Regions from separate parts of the Homo sapiens genome. Here all the other regions are linked to region 3. A link is a loop called in an ENCODE intact Hi-C map of the cell type or tissue named here. Cell type or tissue: gastrocnemius medialis. All regions are shown on one strand.

What was found. A loop is a pair of places that touch in the nucleus more often than their neighbours do. Peaks named below come from ENCODE experiments on the same cell type or tissue, not always from the same donor. Only the 100,000 strongest peaks of a DNase experiment are listed, where the experiment ranks them.
Region 1: it touches region 3 in a loop (2.3-fold over the local background); 7 of 110 quality-filtered maps call a loop at or near these places.
Region 2: a loop joins it to region 3, with 2.6 times the contacts of the local background. A loop is called at or near these places in 8 of 110 quality-filtered maps.

Annotation. Positions count from the first base shown.
Region 1 is chr6:7,142,632-7,145,131 of GRCh38, reverse strand. The region is part of intron 1 of RREB1 (ras responsive element binding protein 1); the gene reads right to left. Among named protein-coding and RNA genes, the nearest start is that of RREB1, 36 kb to the right of the region's middle. In gastrocnemius medialis, a CTCF peak has its summit at 1,326; no DNase peak of the experiment used is centred here; H3K27ac peaks cover 1,968 bases.
Region 2 is chr6:7,057,236-7,059,735 of GRCh38, reverse strand. No RefSeq gene overlaps it. Among named protein-coding and RNA genes, the nearest start is that of RREB1, 49 kb to the left of the region's middle. In gastrocnemius medialis, no CTCF peak of the experiment used is centred here; DNase peaks (open chromatin) are centred at 1,155, 1,602 and 1,938; H3K27ac peaks cover 2,500 bases.
Region 3 is chr6:7,237,694-7,240,193 of GRCh38, reverse strand. The region is part of intron 10 of RREB1 (ras responsive element binding protein 1); the gene reads right to left. Among named protein-coding and RNA genes, the nearest start is that of SSR1, 74 kb to the left of the region's middle. In gastrocnemius medialis, a CTCF peak has its summit at 1,203 (motif pointing right); a DNase peak (open chromatin) is centred at 1,183; H3K27ac peaks cover 1,724 bases.

The DNA of each region.
Region 1 (2,500 bases), 95 kb after region 3:
TTTGTCTTCACATGGACCTTCAAGATTCTTCAGGTAGTGGAAAGAATGGGTGTCTTTTTTAATCATAAAAAGACAGATCTTCCCCTCTACACGGTGAGACGAAGAAGAAAGCATGACTCTCACAAAAGATTACACTTTCCCCCCTTAACTATGTTTGTATGTCGCAATTTTATAAAAAATGCAGATGTAACCCAGGGCCTTCATAACCTCGCTGAAGGACAACAAATAAATATATCTACTTCAAAATTCAACTACAGAAAGCTTCTTCATTTTCAACAAGTGACTGTTTCATTTTTGGAAGCTCCAGGATACCAAGGCACATAGAGTTGGTTGCTGTAAGATGTTTACTGCTGCCTTAACAGAAATGTATCTCCTTGGGAGAAGCAAGGCCTAAAAGCAGTTAGAACTGACAATTTGAACCAGTTGTTGAATATGTAAAGCACAGTAGAAAAAGATTAAAATATACTTCATTAACTAAAATACAAAGAAATAGAAATAATTTGTGAAAAAAAAAAAAGGAATAATGTCAATGTATACAACCAGAGAACACAGCACCTATATAATTACACAGGGCCAAAGAATGTCTATGTGAGAAAAACAAAACAGAAGTGAAAATCCTAACATTAATGCTATCACCTTTGGATAAGACCATGTTTCAAGAGCAGAAGAATGAGAAATTAAACAGTTACTTATAAATACTCTTCAATACCACATTGTAAAGTTTGGTTTTGACAGTTTCCCTTAAATTCAGTTTTAAAAATTAAGTTTCACATTATAATATAGTTGACAAATTAAAATTGTATATGTACAGTGTACAGGTGAGGTTTTGATACATGTATACATTGTGAAATGGTTAAATCAAGCTAACATATCTATAACCTCATATATTTATTTTTTGTTATGAGAACATTTAAGATCTTAAGTTCTAAACTGAAAACATTATTTGTGCATAAAGCTCAAAAAGAAAAAATATAATGACTTAGGAAATAATAAAACTTTCTAACTTCAACCCAATTTAAAGGAAAATTTGGAAGTCACATGTTTGAGAATATAAAAAAAAAAGTGTGCAAAACCAAGCCACAAAAACAATTCCCCCTTTAATAAAGTAAAATACTTGCACTTATTCAGGATCCCTAGACCAACAGTTTGAGCAAATTAAAACCTTATTTCTGAAACTTACATTTGAAAAAATGTAAGTTGGGTCAAAGAAATTCTAGTGTGGACAAAATGGTGGTATTTAAAGCAAAAATTTGGCCTATGCAAAAAAAAAAAAAAAAAAAGAAAGAAAAAAAGGCTGCAGTGATGCACACTGGTCGCCGGCAGAGTGGGCTGCAGAGGCCAGTTGTATCTAACAGTTGTGCTCAAAACAACAAATGGTGCATTCATAAACTGCAAAAGCAGAGGCTGTTCAGAGGCTGTAAAGTCTGCACCCGAATGATGAGCAGCCGACTTTGCTGTTGTTCCACAGAAAGGGAGTGAAAAAAAAGGACTGAATTCAGTTAGAAGCACAGGCTGTCACTTCAGCGGTGGCAAAACGGTCTAGATAAAGAGGCCCCAAGCACCATTTACTCTCTTCCAACAGGAGCTGGGTCTAATGATAATTGAGTCAACACCTCTACCTAAGATAATACTGCAAGAGCCAGTGTCGGGGGAAAGCCCAACTAGAAACCAGAACATGCACCTCCCCACACCCTTCTTGGTTTAAGAAAACATTCAGCACCACAAAACGCATAGTCTCAGACCAAGGGAGTGAACGACCATAGCCTGATTACCTGTGACACTGCCTCTCCATGCCCTTAACAAAAGAAACATCTGGTACCAGCTACTCAGCATCCCTGAAAACTGTCAGAGTTCCAACTTCTTAAAAAATTAATGAGCCGCATTTACACCTGCCAGTGCTGAAGGCCCATCAGGGCTAGCATAGGAACCACAATGCCTCACTTAATAGAAAACACTCGGGTTTGCAGCAAGCAAGCAAGCCAGCCAGCATCAGATGGGAGAATTTCCTTATGTATCATTTCCTAACCCTTTTAGCTGTATTTTCCCCAAAAATCCCAGTGGCTCAAATGTATTCATTTGTCTCAAGACAAGTTTCCAACACAAATGTAAAAGTGACCTGTTTCTAACGCAGTTTTGAAAGCTTTATTAGGGCTTTGTATTTGCATCGCCTGGGAAGCTTCCAATGCCCCAGCCACTGGTTCATGCTCCACCAGAACCTCCTGGAGAGGGGTCCCAGCATGTGTAGAAGAGAAAAGTTATCCCCCCATGAAGAATGAAGAATCACTATTAAGAGAAAAGCGACCACCAAAGGTGGTGCAGCAAAAGTGAGGTAAGTCTCAAAGTGGAAAGAGGGGGTGCCACGTAAAGTCACTGAACTCATTCTAGGGTCCTAGAGTGGCCGGTGCTGGGGTCCTCCCTGCCCGGCCTTGGGGCAGAAGTCAGTGCCCTGGCTTGGTAAGCTAGCCCCACGTGGCTCCGCCCATCACATGGCTGCAGAGGC
Region 2 (2,500 bases), 180 kb after region 3:
TCAAGCACCAGATTGTCTTTTTCCTCTGTACTGATTAAAATTAGTTACTGTGAAAGGACAGACTCAGGCAAGCCTGTCCTACAAGAAAAACATTCTATGTGCCTTCTCTTAGGATAGAATACAAATGCTGTGTTTGCACATAAAACTATTTTCTTTCATGTATAGTTTTTTTTTAATAACTCTGGGTTTCATTTTCTGACATTTTTAGAATACTTCCTTATATTCTAAATGGATTTTTAAAAACCTAGATTCTCCCGCACAACAATGTGAATACACTTAACACTACTGAACTGTGTGCTTAAAAATGGTTCAGATGGTAAATTATTTTATTTTATTTTATTTTTTGAGATGGAGTCACGCTCTGTCGCCCAGGCTGGAGTACAGTGGCATGATCTTGTCTCACTGTGACCTCTGCTTCCCGGCTTCAAGCCATAATAATAAATTTTACATGTATACTTTCCCACAATTAAAAAAACCCCACTAGACTCTATCAACTTCCACTGTTTATTGGGTAGGGGTGGAGCAATAACAAAATGACCCACCCTTGGCTTCAACAGTTAGAGACTTAGAAAAATGGACAGCTTGAATTCTGTGTATGTGATGCTGGAGTCGGGTATGGGGTGTGGGGTGTGGTGTGATCCTACCCCTCAAACCCTCCACCATCAATTTTAAACATTCATTTCCGCCTGCTCATTCACCAGGCATGTAATAATATAGACAGGTGAATTCGTCTCTTTACAGCTTATAAACCAAATGGGAAAATGAAGAGCAAATGATAATTGTAGGCAGATCATCAGCATCAAACTAATTCAAAGCTGGCTGTGACAACGTGTGTAACTGCTGCTCCACAGGACAGACATTTGTCTTCTGACAATAAAGAAAGAAACATATACCTAGAGAGCCAGGTATTCCTTGAGAAAGGTGTTCATACTCATCACCTTTTAGAAATCCCCCTCCAAGTTTCTGACAATCCATCTATCTCTAAACTAGAAACATTTGTGGGTTTGGAGCCTGCAGCCTGCCTGGCCTTACCTCTGACTACTCAGCTCCCTTGAAGAGGATCAGCCAGCCTACTCCTGAGAGTACTGCCAAATACCACACCCTGGGTCTGTGTATCCAAAGGTACAGGAAGTGGTCTGTCCAATGCCTGGGTGATTGCATCATTCCAACAAGCTTCAATGTACAAAGTTTGAGTCACTCTCCACTCTCCACATAGCTCTTCAACCCAAATCTCCTTCCAGCCTAGCAGCAGGGCAGAGGACTTCTGACACATCCCTCCACTCTTTCAGACCAGTGCTAAATTTGGAAAGCAGCAGGTCATCTGGATAAAAACAACTTTGAGCACCACTATCAATGACCGTCCATCATATACAAAAGCAAAAGGACAGGTTGAAACGAACTCATAAAAAGTTTGAGCTCTTTCTCTCCCTGGGAGAGACATAGGAGGTCTCACGGGAAGGTCTCAGGCTCTACAACAAACTAGCTAAGAAACTGGTTCCCCAAAATGATCCATACCGGAGTGACCTGTAAAGCTTATTAAAAATACAGACTGGCTGGGCACGGTGGCTCATGCCCATAATCCTGGCACTTTGGGAGGCCCAGGCGGGTGGATCACTTGAGGTCAAGAGACGGAGACCAGCCTGGCCAACGTGGCGAAACCTTGTCTCTACTAAATATACAAAACTTAGCTGGGCATGGTGGCACGCGCCTGTAGTCCCAGCTACTCGGGAGGCTGAGGCAGGAGAATCACTTGAACCCAGGAGGTGGAGGTTGCAGTGAGCCGAGATCGCGCCACTGCACTCCAGTCTGGTGATAGAGCGAGACTCTGTCTCAAAAAAAAAAAAAAAAAAAAAATGGACTGCTGGCCCAGGAGATTCTGGTGCAACAACTATGTGGTGCGGCCTCTTAATCTGATGAGGCAGGTTAGGGAGCCGCTGGGTTAAAGCACTTGGTTGGAACAGTGCTGAGTCAGCGTATCGGTTCTAACTAAAGCCAAGGAATGACTAACTTACACTCTATGAGGAAGGAGGACAATCTGCAAAATTACATATATATGTAATTTTATTAATACATTTACATTTATTAATGTTAATTTATATATAAATATATATTAAAAAATTTTTTTTGACAGAGTCTCATTCTGTCACCCAGGTCTGGTCTCGAACTCGTGGCCTCAACTGATCCATCCGCCTCAGTCTCCCAAAGTGCTGGGATTACAAGCATATCACTGCTCCCGGCCTGCAAAATTATATTTTGAGGCAAGTTCTAATTGTGAATGTTCCCTAAAACTAGTCCTTTGCCACCAAATTCAAATTTAGGTGCTCATTCACACGTGTGAATGATAATCACCTCTATATAGATGACTCACAGCTCTAGTTTCAGCCCTGACCCATCGATTGCCCCTAACTCACCTAAACCCAGCTACCCCTCCTAGCCTTAAATGCAAATCAACCCTTCAACCTACCTTGAACACTGGCTTCCTGTTCTCATTTCTGTTGAT
Region 3 (2,500 bases):
AAAATATACATTTAAAGTAAAACAACGGTATTACAATTAAAATATTAACGACAACAAAAAAAAGCGAATGAAGAGATTTTAGAGCACAGCAAGAAAACACCTATATTCTATCACAAAGAGAAAGACGCCCTCTAACGAGTTCTAGTGTGGCAAGGACACCGTAATATGGACACTAGGAAATCCAATGGGGAACCCCTGGGTATCTTTGGGGGCCCATGAAGAGAAGAAGTCAGGGACAGCCCCCAGCCAGGGTGGCCAGTCCCCCTTCCTGGCCTTGGTGGCTGTGTCCCTCCCACAGGGGAACGGGAGCAGTGAGTTCTGACTTCCCAGGACAACTCCTGTCTGACTTGCCGAGACATCCTGCAGTGACCTCTGTTCAAGTTCACTGTGGTCCTAGGTGGCAACAGTCAGGAGATCTTCTCATTAAAGGTTCTTTGTTCCCCCTGCTCCAAGCTTGGTTGCAAATGAGTGACCAATACGTAACTATGTCTGCATTTGATCATGTGCTCCACTCAACAGATGTGCATGTGAAGAGGACATTTTGGCAGCCCTGCCTCGCCCCTAGACCCATCCCAAACGCACAGATGGGTGAGCCACTGAGAGAGGCACAGTCCCCTCCTGCTTTGGTCTGCCTACCCTCTCCTTTTACTTGGATTCCTTTTGTGCTGTAAACATCATGTTTCAAAATGCAATAGAAGCTCCTCTACAACTTGTCCTGGGTTTGTGCGGATGCATGTGAGGGAGAAAGAAAGCACAAGGGAAAAAGGAGGTGGAGAGGAAAAGAGAGGAGGAGGGAGGGGATCAGGGGCCTTCAGGAGGCGGAAGTTGGTGGTGCATCACTTGTGTATCACTGAATTCCTCCCTTTCCCCCAAGTTGCTGGAGTCCAAGGTCCCAGTTGCTAATGTTACAGGGTAAAAGGTTTTGTGTGTTAACCAACATGACTTCAGAGCTGGGGCCCAGTACTTTTGTCTCATAACCCTAGGATTGCCACAATTAAACACAGCTCCCTGGAAACACAGATCACAGGGGCCTCTGGCGTTAGATTAATGTCGATAGAAGCCTGAACTAGTGCAGGTGCCCAAGGCCACGCACTCCCCTGTGAATGCACAGCAAGGGCCTGGCACCTGGGGACCAGCCAGAGGGGCCACGTGTTTTCCCAGGGGAAGGAGGGACTAGCCTTAACCGGCACTGGCTGTGTCACACGACTCCAGGGGGCGCCATTCATACAGAGCCTGAAGGTGTGGACCTGGCACCGCCCCCATGACAGCATGGCCACAATTTCACATCAGGAGTAATAATCAGAGACAGGGGACATTGATTCCCTCCTGAGCTAAAAGACCCTTTAAGATGATGCTTACAAATCTCCTCAGGCGCTTTTAAGAATAAAGATGCAACAATCAAAGACAACAGAATTAGAAACCCGGAAAGGGCAGAATCAGACACCCAGAAATCCGGCCTGTGTGCTTCTGAGTAGCTCCACAAGGCAACCTGAACAAAAGTGGAGAACCCCACTGACTGTTTTCAGGGTCTCCTCATATCATTCTGCAGGTGTTTTCTGCAAAATTTATTTTTAAAACATCCACATTAAAAAAAAAAAGTGTGACTAGTTGTACAGTATGTCAGTGTTCATGGTGCGTCTTCCAAATTACTTCTTGTGGTCATGTGCGGTGGCTCACGCCTGTAATCCCAACACTGTGGGAGGCCAAGGTGAGCAGATCACTTGAGGCCAGGAGTTCAAGACCAGCCTGGCCAATACGGTGAAACCCCATCTCTACTAAAAATACAAAAATTAGCTAGGCATGGTGGTGCACACCTTAATCCCAGCTACTGGGGAGGCTGAGGTGGGAGGATTGCTTGAGCCTGGGAGGCGGAGGTGGCAGTGAGCAGAGATTGTGCCACTGCACTCTAGCCTGGGCGACAGACAGACTCTGTCTCAAAAATAAAATAAAATGAAAAAAATTACTTATTGTTTTTCATTTAAAATTGAACACAGTATTTAATAATTTCAAGTAAAAATAAAGTACTTTTAACATTTTATTGTCAAAAGGTAACACTGCTGCTTCTCTGAGTCTGGCCAGATTGAGAAAAGAACTGGGCCAAGAGGAAAACAAGTAAGAAGCTACTATGATAGGATTCTTGATTTCAAAGAAAACAATCGGCTTCTCGCTCCCCCCTGTCACATGGTTTACTCTGTAATTTTCACACTGGTAAGTGCGTCACCTTTACAGTTGGTTAGGACTGCCAGGCTGACGTCCCCATGAGAAGGTCCCTATTAATGCTAAATTCAGAAAACAATCCATGATGTGAAAGTATTGCATCAAACTACAAAGGCTCCCAAAGTGACATAACAACTCACATGAGTCATTAGAAGCTCACATTTCACTGCGTAAGTCTGACATTTTTACATAGTGGTGGGCTCTCTGGATTGCAGGGATGCAGGAAAACGGGCCCGTTTAGTATTTTATAATAACGCAGGTTTCAAAAACACTTGTTGGCCAG